Linked DNA regions of Homo sapiens: region 1 is linked to region 2. A link is a loop called in an ENCODE intact Hi-C map of the cell type or tissue named here. Cell type or tissue: heart left ventricle. All regions are shown on one strand. Links, peaks and the distances in the headings refer to the core of each region. The heading gives the core; the rest is flanking DNA.

Region 1 (8,339 bases), core at 303-8,302, 55 kb after region 2:
TTTATCAGGTAGCAAGCATTGTTCTAAGGGTCTTAAATGAATTAGTATTTATTCACTATGACAATCTTTTGGGGTGGCATAATTATAATCCCCATTTCAGAGACTACTAATATCTTGCCTAAGGTTATACAGCTGTGAAACATACACCAGAGTAAACTGGATACAAACCTAGGATGTCTAACTGAACTCCAATAAGGGTGATAAGGGTGATGAGTGAGTGCTGCTTCTGAACTATGTATATACTTCTATTGTTCCATTATCATCTAGTATTGTAACATTTTTACCAGTATATTGTTTACTGTTTTAGAACAGAGAATAGATAATACTCATTCAAATATCCCCAACATAGCATAATGCCTATCACATAATGCATAATGCCTACCACACTGTAGGCACTCAATAAGTGTTTAATAAACTAAACTAAACATTGAAAATCATTTCTAAAATGAATACCGGCATCTCAGTGAAATTGTAAGTGATACAGGACTTTGGCCTTTCCTGCTCAATATAGTGACACTTCAAGTAGAAATGCCCTCTTCATTTCTTTACCTTGACCCCTAATAAAACCTAGACTAAAGGAAAGAATCTTATTAAAGTCACTACCAATAAGGACAATACAACTAGTAAAAGTTATTATGACCTATTTCCTGGAGATGTTGACATTTTAACAACCAGTAAAGCTTTAAGCCAGTGGAGTTAGCATGTAACAAGAAAATACCAAATGTTCATTCATTTAGAAAGGCTTTTAGAGCAGAAATCTTTTTGGCAAACAGTTTTCAAATAACCCCATATGAGCAGAGTGCTCTTCATGGATCAGGATCATAAATCACTGAATTTTACCAGCCAAGAGCCTATTTTGTTAAAGGAGTAAGGGCAAGTACACTGTCAATGTTTCCAATGTTACAAGTCCTTAGATTTTCTTTACAAACTCTTCATATAACTAATTTAAATAGTGATACCAGCATCAAGATGGTGCAAGTAAGGAAAAACCAAATTGAAGAAGAATATAACCAAAAAAAACTACTGTTCATGAAAAAAAGTTTTCAGGAAAAAAAAAAATCCTAATTTTAGTGTTAGATTATCATAATTTTCCACTTTCCATAAACATTTTATGTGTAAGTTTTAGGGTCAAACTGCTTAGATTCAATTCCTGGTCCACCACCTAATAACCTACCTGTGCCTAAGTACAAATCCAGAGAATGGAGGTAATAATGGCACTTACACCTCAATAGAGATTACTGAAGATTACACAAATTAATCCATGTAAAGTGCTTAGAAGAGGGTATGGTATGTAGTAAACTAATTAAAAAATAATTAGTAGTGGCTATTACTACTGTTGCTTACAGTAATAGTCATAGAAATTGTTGATCTACTGAGTAAAGATCACAGGAAAATCTTATTATAGAACTTGACATAATGGACATTTATAGGATACTCCACTCAACAACTGCAGAGCACACATCCCTTACAAGTACTCTTGAAAAATTCACAGTAGACCATATGCTGAGTCATAAAATAAGTCTGAACAGTTTAAAAGAATTCAAATCATATAGAGTATACTCTGTGACCAAAATGAAACTAAATCAGAAGTCAATAGCAAAAAAAAGGAAAATCTAAAAATATTGGAAAATCAAACAATATGCTTCTGAATGACCCATAGGACACAAAAGAAATAACAAGGGAAATTAGAAAATATTTCAAATATAATTAAAATGAACACACAATATATTAAGGTTCATGGAATGCAGCTAAAGCAGTGGTTAGAGGGAAGGTTTAAACCTTAGAAATACAAAAGTATTAGGAAAAAAGCAGTAAAAAAAAAAAAAAAAAAAAAAAAAAAAGATTAGGTAGGTGCAATGGCCCACACCTGTAATCCTAGCACTTTGGGAGGCCAAGGCAGGAGAACTGCTTGAGCAATTTGAGACCAGCCTGAGCAACATAGCAACACCCCATCCATACAAAAATAAAAAGCCAAGCATGATGGATGTACCTGTAGTCCTAGCTACTCAGGAGGCAGAGATGGGAGACTCGCTTGAGCCCAGGAGTTCAACACTACAGTGAACTATGGTCGTGCCACTGCACTCCAGCCTGGGTGACAGAGCAAGACCCTGTCAATAATAATAATAATAATAATAATAATAATAATAATAAATGATCTAATCTTCACATGAAGCCAGAAAAAGAAACACAAGTGAAACCCAAAGCAGGAAAAATAATGAAACAACAAAGGGAATAAACTGAAGAGAAAACAGAAAAAAAAATAAGAAAATCAAACCACCCGAAATCTGGCTCTTTGGAGGGAAAATGTCAATAAGTTACAGACTTCTACCTAGACTGATTAAAACAAAGGGAGAAAACAAATAAATTAACCAATGTCAGGAATAAAGGAAGATCCTACAAACCCTATAGATGTTTAAAAAAAATAGGTCAATATTTTGTGCAATAGACCAAATAAAATTGAAACATTCCTTGAAAGACAAATCACCAACATTTCAAGAAATTTAAAAAATAATAAGTGGAATAAATCCAATATTTACTAAAGAAATTAAATTCGTGATTTAAAAGGCTTCCCATAAAGTAAACTATAGGCCCAGATGGTTTCACTGGTGAACTCTATCCAACAATTAAGGAAGAAATAATACAAATCTTATAAAAATTCTCCCAGCAAATATAGGAAGAAACAATTTCCAACTCATTTTTTGAGGTACCATACTACATGAACACTAAAATCCAACAAAGACATTATAAGAAAACTATAAACCAATGTCTCATAAAAATAGACATAAAAATTATTTTTAAAATGTATTACTGGGTCAATAAAGTGATATATAAAAAGAATACCATCATCACCAAGGGTGACTTTTCCTAAGGAATGCAAGGTTGGCTTAATGTTTAAAAAAAATCAATGTAATTCAATATATTGATAAGAAAAAAAGGGGGAAAAACCACAAAGATGCAGAAAAATATTTGATAGAGTTTCAACACTGTTCACAGGGGGAAGAAAAAAACTAAGCAAGAGAAGAAAAAGAATTTATAGGCATTCAGATAGAAAACTACCTTTATTGGCAGACAACATGATAATATATAGAGAAAGCATTAAGAATCTAAAAGAGCTGGGCACAGTGGCTCATGCCTGTAATCCCAGCATTTTAAAAGGCTGCAGTGGGAGGCTTGCTTGAGTCCAAGAGTTCAAGACCAGCCTGGGCAACATAGCAAGAGCCATCTCTACAAAAAATTAAAACTTAGCCAGGTGTGGTGGCACATGCTTGTAGTCCCAGCTACTCGGGAGGCTGATGCAGGAGAATCACTTGAAACCAGGAGGCAGAGGCTGCAGTGAGCCGAGATCTCGCCATTGCACTTCAGCCTGGGCAACAGGAGCGAAACTCAGTCTCAAAAAAAAAAAAAACCAAGAAAAAGAAAACAAGTTAATTTAGCAAAGTTGCGGGAAATATGGCTAATATACAAAAATCAAGTCTTTATGTATTCTAAAAATAAACAATAAAAAATTAAAATTTAAAGAATACAATTTATAGTAATATCAAAAACATGTGTGTTCTGAGGAATGACATCAGCAAGATGGCAGAATAGGAGGTCCCAAGCTCTAGTCCCCATCACAGAAATACCAACTAGCAACTATCTACATACAAGAACATCTTTGCAAAAATTCCAGAAGCACAAAACTTAGAAAAGTTGTATTGGAAGTATAAGTGGAGCAATTTCAATTTGATGATGTTGCCACTACCCCAGGCCAAAACAGCCTCATGCCAAGAGAGATTTGCTGAGTCTATGGTTTCACCAGCAGCACAAGGTGAACATCTAGCTTTCCCAATATTCCAGCATGCTTCCCAAAAGGCCAAATTATATCTCTTCTCCTACAGAATATTGAGAATTGTCAGGACTAGACCACATGCAACAAGCACATGTATCTTGGCAATGGCACCACACATCCCTGCTGACAGCTTCACCTGACAAGGAGCCCAGGCAGCAGCTCCTCCCACCTGCAAAGCAATCCTGGCACCCAGTCTGGCCAGGGAGTATGGTTGGCAGTACTGGGTGTCTAGGTTTCCCAGTCAGCAATCCAGCCCAGCTGCAAAGCACAGATGGCAACCATGCCCAGGCAGGGAACCAAGCCAGCAGCCCAGAGTATAACCTGCAATCCCACCCAACCAGGGAGCCTAGCCAATGACTACATCAAACAGTGGGGCACAGCTTCCAGCCCCAACCAATCAGGGAGTCCAATCAGTATCCCTACCTGACTGTAATGCCATCCAGCTGTAGAGCCCAGCCAGCAACCCCGCCTAACTTTGGGGCACAGCCTGCAGCCTCACCCAACCAGAGGCAATTACAAAGCCCAACCAACAGTCCCACTTGACCTCAGATACCAGTCAGGGGGCCTGCCCAACAAGAGAGCTCCACCCAACCTTAGAGCAACGGCAGCAGCCCCACCAGATCAGAGACCCCAGCCTCACTTACCTGCATATGCTACCAGCTGGCCCAACCAGAAGCCCAGGCTTGGCAGACTAGTAAAGATCTTTCCTTGCCAAAGTGAACATGTAAAGGCTAGAAGAGGTGATCACTTCCTAAATTGTGCAGACACTAATACAATGATATGAGGATCACAAAGAATCAGGGAAACATGATACCACTAATGGAAACTAATAAAGCTGTAATAACTGACCCTAAACAAATGAAGATATGTAACTAACAAAGAATTTAGAATAATACTCTTAAAAATCAGTGAACTACAAGAAAACACAGACAACTAATCAGAAAAACAATACATTAACAAAATAAGTTCAACAAAGTAATAAAAACCATTTTTAAAATCCAGCTAGGCACAGTGGCTTATGCCTATAATCCTACCACTTTGGGAGGCCAGGCGAGAAGATCTCTTGAGACCAGGAATTCAAGACAAGCCTAAGCAAAACAGCAAGACCCTGTCTCTACAAAAGTTATTTTTAAAAAATTAGGTGGGTGTGGTGGCCCATGCCTGTTTTTCTAGCTATTTGGGAGGCTAAGGTGGGATCATCACTTGAGCCCTGGAGTTCGAAGTTACAGTGAACTATGATTGTGCCACTGCATTCCAGGCTGGGTGACACAGTGAGACCCTGCACCCTCTTTACAAAAAATCATAAAGCTGAAGAATACAATGACTGAATTTAAAAATTTAATAGCATGCTTCAACAGCAGACTTGGCCAAGCAGAAGAATAAAAAATCAGTGAACTCAAAGATGAGTCACTTAAAATTATCCAGTTAGAGAAGCAAAAACAAACAAACAAAGAGTGAAGAAAGTCTACAGGATACCTGGAACACCATCGAGCAAAACAACATAAGCATTCCAGAAGTATCCGAAGGAAAAGAGACAGATAAAGAGACTGAAAAATCTATATAAAGAAATAATGGCTGAAAAGATCCCAAATTTAGGAAAAGAAGAGGACAGTCAAAGTTATGAGACCCATAGATTTCCAAACAGGCTGAAAAGTCTACACCAGGACATAGTATAATTAAATTGTCAAAAGTCAAAGACAAAGAGAGAATTATGAAAATGGCAGGAGAAAAGCACCTTGTCACATACAAAAGAGCCCTTGTAAGACTGTAAGTGGATTCCTCAGCAGATACCTTGCAGGAGAGGAAACAGTGGAATAATATATTCAATATATTGAAAGAGAAAAGAAATCCTCAACCAAGAATACTATACCTGGCAAAGCTGTACAGCAGAAATGAAAGAGAGAAAGACTTTCCCCAACAAACAAAAACTAAAGGAGTTCATCATCACAAAGATCTGCCTTATAAGAAATGCCAAAGTTCTTCAAGTTGAAATGAAAGGATACTAATTAACAATGTAAAAACATATAAATGTATAAAACTCACTGGTAAAAGCAAATAGATAGTCAAAATCAGAATTCTCTAATATTCTTGTGGTGGTATGTATATCACTTTCAACTCTAGTATAAAAGTTAAAAACAAACATATTAAAAATAATTATAGCTAAAATAATTTTAATGGGCACACAATATTAAAAGCTGTAACATCAATAACCTAAAATATGAGAGATGGGGGAGTAAAAGTGTAGAATTTTTGTATGCAAACACAGTTGAGTTGTTACTGGCTTAAAATAACATGTAATAATTATATTTTATGTAAGCCTCATGGTAATTACAAAGCAAAATCCTGCAGTAGATACACAAAAGATTAATAGAAAGAAATAAAAGCCTGCCATCACAAAAAGTCACCAAATTATAAAGAAAGACAGCAAAAGAGAAAGAAAGGAACAAAGGACTACAAACCATTTTAAAAATTAATAAAATGACAATAATAAGTCCTTACCTACCAATAATTAAATGTAAAAGGATTATTCAATCAAAAGATATAGAGTAGGCTGGGTGCTATGGCTCACACCTGTAATCTCAGCACTTTGGGAGGCTGAGGCGGGCAGATTACTTGAGGTCAGGAGTTCAAGACCAGTCTGGCCAACACAGTGAAACCCTGTCTGTAATAAAAAAGCAAAAATCAGCTAAGTGTGGTGGTGCACACCTGTAATCCCAGCTACTCGGGGGGCTGAGGTTGGAGAATCACTTGAACCCAGGAGATGGTGGTTGCAATGAGCCAAGATCAAGTCACCAGTGTACTCCAATCTGGGCAACAAAGTAAGACTCCTTCTCAAAACAAAAACAAAGATATAGAGTGACTGAATGGATATAAAATTAAGATCCAAGAATATGCTACCTACAAGAGACTCACTTTAGCTTTGAGAACACACAGGCTGAAAATGAAGGGATGGAAAAAGATATTCCATGCAAATGTTAACCAAAAGAGAACAGAGTGGCTATATTTATATCAGACAAAGTAGACTTTAAGTCAAAAACTGTCAGAAGAGACAAAGAAGATCATTATATAATGACAGAGGGGTCAATTCATCAAGAAGATTTAACTATTGTAAATAGTAATACATCTAACATCAGGGTACCTCATTATAAAACAAGTATTAAGAGAACTGCAAGGAGAAATAAATGACAATATAATAATAAAGGGGACTTTATTATGCCACTCTTGACAGTAGATAGATCATGCAGGCAGAAAATCATAAGGAATCAACAGATTTGAACAACACTATAGAAAAAATGGACCTAATAGACATATAAAGAACATCCTATCCAACAGCAGCAAAATACACATTCTTGTCACACACACACAGAACATTCTTTAGAATAAATATGTTAAGACACACAAAAAAAGTCTTAAATTCAAGAAAATTAAAATCATATCATGTATCTTTTCTGACCACAATGGTATAAAACTAGAAATAAAAACAGAGGGAAAAATGGAAAATTCAGATATATAGAAACTAAAGAACACATTCCTGAGCAATCAATGGGTCAAAAGGAAATTTAAAATACATCTAAGACAAAACAAAATGGAAATACAACATACCAAAACTTATGGGATAAAGCAAAAGAAGTTCTAAGTGGGAAAGTTTATATTGATAAATGTCTAAATTATGGGGAAAAAAAAGACCTCAAACAACTTAACTTTACATCTCAGCAAACTAGGGGAAAAAAAACTGGACCCAAATTAGCATATGGAAAAAATAGTAAAGACTGGAGCAGAAATAAATGAAATAGAGAAGAGTAAAACAACAGAAAAGATGGACAAAACTAAAACCTGGTTTTTTGGAAAGATAAACAAAACTTTAACTAGAATAGCCAAGAAAAAAAGAGAGAGGACTCAAATAAATAAAATTACAAATGAAAGAAGAGGCATTATAACTGATACCACAGAAATACAACAGATCATAAGAGACTATTATGAACAACTATATGGCAACAAAATGGATAACCTAGAATAATAAATAAATTCCTGGAAACATATGACCTACCAAGATAAAATAATGAAGAAACAGAAAATCTGAACAGACCAATAAAGAATAATAAGACTGAATCAGCAATAAAAAGTCTCCCAGCAAAGCAAAGCCCAGGACCTGATGGTTTCACCACTGAATTCCACCAAACATTTAATGCCAATCCTTCACAAATTCCTCCAAAAAAAATTGAGGAGGAGGAAATACTTGCAAACTCATTTCATGGGGCCAGCATTACCCTGATACCAAAGCCAGACGAAGACATCACAAGAAAACTATAGGCCAGTAATCCAAATGAACACAGATGCAAAAGTTCTCAACAAAACACTAGCAAGCTGAAATCAACAGCAGAGTAAAAAGATCATACACATGATCAAATGGTATTCATCCCTGGGGTGCAAGATGATTCACCGTACACAAATCAATAAATGTGATAAACCACATTAATAAAACATAAAAATCATATGATCTTCTCAATAG
Region 2 (8,339 bases), core at 189-8,188:
CTGCCCGGCCAGCCGCCCCGTCCGGGAGGTGGGGGTGTCAGCCCCCCGCCCGGCCAGCCGCCCCGTCTTGGAGGGAGGTGGGGGGGGTCAGCCCCCCCCCCGCCCGGCCAGCCGCCCTGTCCGGGAGGTGAGGGGCGCCTCTGCCCGGCCACCACCCCGTCTGGGAGGTGTGCCCAACAGCTCATTGAGAACGGGCCAGGATGACAATGGCGGCTTTGTGGAATAGAAAGGCGGGAAAGGCGGGGAAAGGATTGGGAAATCGGATGGTTGCCGTGTCTGTGTAGAAAGAGGTAGACATGGGAGACTTTTCATTTTGTTCTGCACTAAGAAAAATTCCTCTGTCTTGGGATCCTGTTGATCTGTGACCTTACCCCCAACCCTGTGCTCTCTGAAACATGTGCTGTGTCCACTCAGGGTTAAATGGATTAAGGGCGGTGCAAGATGTGCTTTGTTAAACAGATGCTTGAAGGCAGCATGCTCGTTAAGAGTCATCACCAATCCCTAATCTCAAGTAATCAGGGACACAAACACTGCGGAAGGCCGCAGGGTCCTCTGCCTAGGAAAACCAGAGACCTTTGTTCACTTGTTTATCTGCTGACCTTCCCTCCACTATTGTCCCATGACCCTGCCAAATCCCCCTCTGTGAGAAACACCCAAGAATTATCAATAAAAAAATAAATTAAAAAAAATAAATAAATAAATAAAAAATAAATAGAAACAACAAAAAGTTTAGAAGTGGGGCAAATGAAGGTAAAGTGTGGATTTTTTATTAGTTTTCTTTTTGCTTGTTTGTTACTAGGTTGGTGCAAAAGTAATCACAGTTTTTGCTATTGAAAGTAATGGCAAAAACTGCGATTACTTTTGCACCAACCTAATAGTATGTTTGTTGTTGCAATCAGTGTTAAGCTGTCATCAGTTTAAAATAGTGGGTTATAAGATATTATTTACAAGCTTCAGGGTAACTCAAGTCAAAAAACATACAAAAGATCACAAAAAATAAAAAGCAAAAACTCAAAGCACACCACCAAAAAAAATAACCTTCACAGAAAGGAAGATAGGAAGAAAGAGAATACTACAAAACAACAAGAAAACAAATAACAAAATGTCAGGAATAAGTCCTCATTTATCAATAATAATACAGAATGTAAATGGACTAAACTCTCCAATAAAAACACATAGAGTGGCTAAATGGATTTAAAAAATAAGACCCAATGATCTGTTGCCTACAAGAAATAAACATCACCTGTAAAAACACAAAACAGACTGAAAATAAAGGGATAGAAAAGATATCCCATGCAAATGGAAGCCACAAAGAACAGGAGGAGCTATAATTAGACAAAACAGATTTCAAGAGAAAAACTGTATGGCTCACGCCTGTAATCCTAGCACTCTGGGAGGCCGAGGCGGGCAGATCATGAGGTCAGGAGATCGAGACCATCCTGGCTAACACGGTGAAACCGCATCTCCACTAAAAAATACAAAAAAATTAGCCAGGTGTGGAGGCGGGTGCCTGTAGTCCCAGCTACTCAGGAGGCAGAGGCAGGAGAATGGTGTGAACCCGGCAGGTGGAGCTTGCAGTGAGCCAAGATCGCACCACTGCACTCCAGTCTGGGTGACAGAGCAAGACTCAGTCTCAAAGAAAAAAACACACACACACACACACACACACACACAAAGAGGGGTCACTATGTAATGATAAAGGGGTCAATTCAGCAACAGAATATAATGATTGTAAATATATATGCACCCAACATTGGAGCACCCAGATATATAAACCAAATATTAGAACTAAAGAAAGAGATCAGCCCCAATGCAATAGCTAGAGACTTCAACACTCCACTTTCAGCAATGAACAGATCATCCACACAGAAAGTAAATAAAGAAACATGGAACTTAATCTGCACCACAGTCCAAATAGACCTAACAGACATTTGTAGAACATTTGATCCAGTGGCTACAGAATATACATTCTTCTCCTCAGCTCATGGATCATTCACAAGGATAGGTCATCAGTTAGGCCAAAAAAAAGTATTAAATTTATTTTAAAAACTGAAATTATATCAAGTGTCTTCTCTGCCCACAACTAAATAAAACTAAAAATCAAGAGGAACTTTGGGAACTATACAAACACATGGAAATTAGACAACTTCCTCCTGAATGACCAGTGAGTCAATGAAGAAATTAAGAAGGAAATTTTAAAATTTATTGAAACAAATGAAAATGAAAACAGAACATACTAAAACCTATGGGATACAGCAAATGCAGTACTAAAAGGAAAGTTTATAGCTATAAGCACCTACATCAAAAAAGTAGAAAAAACATCAAACAACCTAACGATGCAACTTAAAGAACTAGAAAAGCAAGAACAAATCAAACCTAAAATTAGGAGAAAAAAAAGAAATAATAAATATCACACCAGAAATAAATGAAAAAAATGCAAAAGATCAACAAAATGACAAGTTATTTTTTAAAAGATAAACAAAATTGATAGAACTTTATACAGACTAAGAAAAAAAAAGAGAAGCCCCAAATAAATGAAATCAGAGATAAAAAGAAGACATTACAACCAATACTGCAGATATTTGAAGAATTATTAGAGACTTCTATGAGCAGCTACGTGTCAATACATTGTAAAACTTAGAATAAATGGATAAATTCCCAGACACAGACAACTTACCAAGATAGAACCATGAAGAAATCCAAAACCTGAATAGACCAATAAGAAGTAATGAGATCAAAGTCGTAATTAAAAAGTCTTCAGCAAAGAAAAGTCCAGGATCTGATGGCTTCATCACTGAACTTTACCCAACATTTAAAGAAGAATTAATATCAATCCCATTGGAACTATTTCAAAAAAAGGAGGAGAAAGGAATACTTCCAAACTCATTCTACAAGGCCAGTATTGTCCTGATGCCAAAACCAAAAACACATTTAAAAAAGAAAATTATAGGCCAATATTCCTGTTGAACAATTATGCAAAAATCCTCAACAAAATGCTAGGCAAACCAAACTCAGCAACACATTAAAAAGATCATTCATCATGACCAATTGGGATTTATCCTCGAGATAAAAGTATGATTCAACATACACAAATCAATCAATCTGATACATTATCAACAGAATGAAGGACAAAGACCATATGAGCATTTCAATTGATGCTTAAAAAATTTTGATAAACTTCAAAATCCCTTCATGATAAAACCCCTCAAAAAAAAACTGGATACAGAAGCAACATATCTCAACACAATAAAATCCATATACAAAAGACCCACAGCTAGTATCACTGTGAATGGGTGAAAACTGAAAGTCTTTCCTCTAAGATAGTGGAACACAACAAGGAAGCCCAACTTTACCACAGTTATTCGACATAGTACTGAAAGTCCTAGCCAGAGCAATTACACAAAAGAAAGGTATAAAGGGCACTCAAATTGAAAAGGAAGAAGCCAATTATCTTTCTTTGGAGATGATACGATCTTATATTTGGAAAAACTAAAGACTCTACCAAAAAAACTATTCAAACTGATAAATTCAGTAAAATGCAGAATGCAAAAATCAACATAAAAAATCAGTAGCATTTCTGTAAGTCAAGAGCAAACAATCTAAAAAATAATTAAATACCTATGAATTAACTTAACCAAACAAGCGAAAGACCTCTATAATGAAAACTATAAAATACTGATGAAAGAAATCAAAGAGGACACCAAAAAATAAAAAGATATTCCACGTTCACGCACTGGAAGAATCAATATTGTTAAAATGTCCATATTACCCAAAGCACTCTACAGATTTAATGTAATCCCTTTTAAAATACCAATGACATACTTCACAGAAATAGAAAAAACAATCCTAAAATTTATATGGAATCACAAAAGACTCAGACTAGCCATGGCCATCCTAAGCAAAAAGAACAAAACTGGAAGAATCACATTACCTGACTTCAAATTATACTAAAGAGCTATAGCAACCAAAACAGCATGGGGTTGGCATTAAATAAAAGACATGTAGACCAATGGAACAGAAGAGAGGACACAGAAATAAATCCATATGTCTATAGTGAACTCTTTTTTGACAAAGGTGCCAAGAACATACATTGAAGAAAGGACAGTCTCTTCAATAAATGGTGCTGGGAAAATTGAATATCCATATGCAGAGGGATGAAACTAGGCACCTCTCACCATATACAAAAGTCAAATCAAAATGGATTAAAGATTTAAATCTAAGACCAAAACCTATGAAGCTACAATAAGAAAACATTGGGGAAACTCTCGAGGACATTGGTCTGGGCAACAATTTATTGAGTAATACCCCCAGAAGCACAGGCAACCAAGGCAAAAATGGACAAAAGGGATCACATCAAGTTAAAAAGCTTCTGGTAAGTGGATAATTCACAAAGTGTTTCATACATATTTTCCTTATTATTAATAACTAGAAAGTGGAATTAATTCCATTGTGAATCAGTCACTCAGCCTGTTTCCACAGTGGCCAGTGCACTCACAAGGTATTATAGGGATTCTATTTCAGAAAAAGGGAAGCAGTAGATGACTCTATCTCTTCTAATTCAAAGATTCACTGAAAATATGCAGCTGTATCACTATCACCATGATGTGTGAATGATCACACCAAGGTAATCACTAAATCATTTTTTTAGTCTGAATCCTAATCACTAAATAGGCAGCAAAAGAGGGTAAAATGGCTATACAAGCACTCCTAGACACAAGGTCCCTAAAGAAGTAGACTTTGTGTAGCCGCAGACCTTCTACAACTACTTATGAGAACGAAAGTCCAAAGGCCAGAAAGTACTTCCTCACACTATGCAGAACAGATGTAAAATGCTGACAGTAATCCCAGGCAGGTGTAAATGCTCAATAAAAGCTAACTCCTATTGTTGTTATTATCATTACAGAGAGCATTCTCCAGAGATCACCACGAAAATAAGTTTCAAGTACTATATGCTTTTAGACACCCTATATACCTTAACATTCCTGACAAACTATAAGGTCTCCAGCTCTCACTAGAGATCATCCTCCAGAACATTTAAATTTCTTAGGTCAGTTGAAACATGATTAAGATGTCTTACTCTAATGGCACTACATTTTGATTTGATTTATTGCCACCACACCAAGTAAAGCTGCTGTCAGTCAGGGATGAAACAGGCCTAAATGGCCAGCAGCTACACAGCTACAGTGCTGGCAGAGAAGACACTCAATAAACATCTAAGAGAAAGGAAGAGACTTCTAGGGGAAAGCACAAATCCCCTCCCCTCAAACAGGATGGATTATTTCTGGTTTTCCTAGTAATTTTGATCTGTAAATCTATAATGTGCTGAGAGCCCAAAACAATATAGACTGCTTAACAGATAAAAATCCAAAAGGAGTACCCACTCCTTTTGAAGGGAAAGAAGGAATGATTTTTCATGGCTCTTCCCCTACTTTTCTGACTTTCTTTTAGACTAATATGCAGGCAGACTAATGAACCCAATCAGATTTTTAAAATTTGACTATAGGTATTGTCAAATTAAATCTCTGACAGAAAGAGCAGTTCTTAATGAGGTTTTACAGCATATAGGCTACCTAAAAAATCAAATGTATTAGCCCGATAAATATTTAAAACTTGCTAAGCCTCACTTGTAATCAGGGAAATGTAAACAAAATGAGATATTTATTGTGAACTAGAGTGGTAAAAATTGAAAAGACATAATATCTACTGTTGGCAAATTTATGAGACAAAGGGTACTCAGATACACAATAGGAAAGGGCATATATTTGCAATCTTTCTGGACAGAAATTTGGTACTACCTATACAAAAACAGATCTCCATACCACAACAATTTCAATTCCAGATATGTGTTTGTGTTTCAGAGTACATACTATTTGTATATTTGTAATAGCAGGAAATAAAAAGGGAAAATGATTATAGGACCCTCAAAAGAGAAATGGAAAAATAAAATTATGCTATATCCACACCACAGAATACTGTGCAATTAAAGAGGGAGAAATCGTTTAATGTAGTGTTCATAACATTGTTTGAGGTGAAAAACAAGTTGCCAAGCAGGATATAAAGAATATTCCTCTTGGAAAACAATACATAAACTGTTAAAAAAAATTTCTGGCTAGGTGCAGTGGCTCATGCCTGTAATCCCAGCACTTTGGGAGGCCAAGGCAGGCAGATCACCTGAGGTCAAAAGATCAAGACCATCCTGGCCAACATGGTGAAACCCTGTCTCTACTAAAAATACAAAAATTAGCTGGGCATGGTGGCACGTGCCTGTAGTCCCAGCTACTCAGGAGGCTGAGGAAGGAGAATCACTTGAACCCAGGAGTCGGAAGTTGCAGTGAGCCGAGAGGGCACTACTGCACTCCAGCCTGGGCAACAAGCAAGACTCCATCTCAAAAAAAAAAAAAAAAATTCTTCTGAGAATTAGAATTGGTGGGCAGGGAAGAGGAATGGTCCATTTTACATCTGTTGATTTAAATTTTTATTTTATCTACCCATCTGCACACTGATGTTGATTTAAATTTTTAAACAATAAAAAAGAAAAAACAGAAATTCTACATATTTTTCTTTGTTTTCTAAGTAATACAAAGCTGCTTATCTTCCCAAATCATAAATCAGTGACTAGCTTTACAAAGATGATTTTTACAGTTTTGTTAATTTATTTAAATATCTCAAAGATTTGGTTAAGTACATGATATTCTCAGTCAAAAACTAAGATTAGTACAGAGAATCACGTTAGCTAATTCATGTGCTTGGGAAAAACGAACTGACAACCATCAACAATACTTACTAGGGAAAAATAGAAAATGCTATTATATTATCAGTTTATCTCAGAGAAAATCCACTTGGGGATTTTCTATTGCATTTGGTTTATCATTAGTCAACAACAATAAGAACTCTATCCTGTTTCTGACCAATCCCCTCTCTTTATTAGGCTACCATTTAAAATGTTATTGATTAAAATGTTAAAATGTTAATGTTTAATATGTATTAAACATATTAACATATTAAACTGTAGCCATAATGAATAAACATTCTTACCTCCCTCTTTTAGCATGCTGCATCTAGACAATCTTTTAAAACACACGCTTTACTGAACCACCTAGGAAAATATACTTACACATAAATTGAAAGATTTTAAAAATTAAGTCAAATTTCTATGAAAAACTGTAACATTTAGCCAGCTCCACTGACCCTTCAAGTACAGAGTTCAGTTATCCATCATTTAAAGGCTGGTTGTACTTATCAAGAAAGATACTTAAATTAAGCCTTCCAACCTTCAGATAAGTATCAGTGTGTAACTTTTTTCAGAATACGACTACTTTGCATGTAGATATGTAAGATTTCTCTCCTTTTGAAACACATTTCATTAAGCAAAACAAATCTTCAGGTCATAAGATAATTATTTGCCTTGAAAAACAAAGATAAGAATGAAATTTTTTAATAGCTTAAAACTTTAGAAATCAAAGATTTTCACCCAATTCCCAATTATTCTATGAATTACATTAAGTAGAAAAAAGGATTTTAATGGACAGGAAAAGTTCCATTTCAGTTCAAACTTCAGGGATTTTAAATAAAACATCTGTGCAAAACATGTACTCTGAACAATGTCAATAAAATACATGAGTAAGCGGTCAAGTTTTCATCCAAGTTGTTAAACTGAACTTCCCTCCTACTTCTAATATTCTCTCCTATCCAATGCCATCCTATTCTACAACACTTACAGAAGTGTTGATAAAGAAATCATACAACCAGCATGGTGCCAATGTCTCTAAGATAAATTATAAATTAATTTTAATCTTCATCTTTCAAGCAACATTTTGTAACACGAAGCATGGCAAAGATGCATCATATTAGCATTCAGAATTTGGGGAGTTGCGAAGTGAGGCACTTATCACACTGAAGTTAGAAAAATGATGGACAGTTGTATACACATTATCATCACATGAAAATAACATGAATTAAGAAAGAACTATCTATCCATCTGACAACAATCTAATATCCAGAGTCTACCAGGAACTTAAAGAAATTTACAAGAACAAAACCCCACTAAAAAGTGGCAAGGGACATGAACAGACACTTCTCAAAAGAAGACATTCATGCAGCCAACTAACATGAAAAAAAAAATCAACATCACTGATCATTAGAGAAATGCAAATCAAAACCACAATGAGATATCATCTCACGTCACTCAGAATGGTGATTATTTAAAAGTCAAGAAACAACAGATGCTGGCAAGGTCGTGAAGGAAAAGAGACGCTTTTACACTGTTGAGAAATTATTTCAACCATTGTGGAAGACAATGTGGCAATTCCCGAAAGATCTAGAAGAAGAAATACCATGTG

Evidence for each region. A loop is a pair of places that touch in the nucleus more often than their neighbours do. Peaks named below come from ENCODE experiments on the same cell type or tissue, not always from the same donor. Only the 100,000 strongest peaks of a DNase experiment are listed, where the experiment ranks them.
Region 1: a loop joins it to region 2, with 2.8 times the contacts of the local background. A loop is called at or near these places in 1 of 110 quality-filtered maps.

Annotation. Positions count from the first base shown.
Region 1 is chr1:174,285,832-174,294,170 of GRCh38, reverse strand. The region is part of intron 10 of RABGAP1L (RAB GTPase activating protein 1 like); the gene reads right to left. Among named protein-coding and RNA genes, the nearest start is that of RABGAP1L, 130 kb to the right of the region's middle. In heart left ventricle, for the core only: no CTCF peak of the experiment used is centred there; a DNase peak (open chromatin) is centred at 4,110.
Region 2 is chr1:174,340,807-174,349,145 of GRCh38, reverse strand. All of the region lies in intron 11 of RABGAP1L (RAB GTPase activating protein 1 like), which reads right to left. Among named protein-coding and RNA genes, the nearest start is that of GPR52, 100 kb to the left of the region's middle. In heart left ventricle, for the core only: no CTCF peak of the experiment used is centred there; no DNase peak of the experiment used is centred there.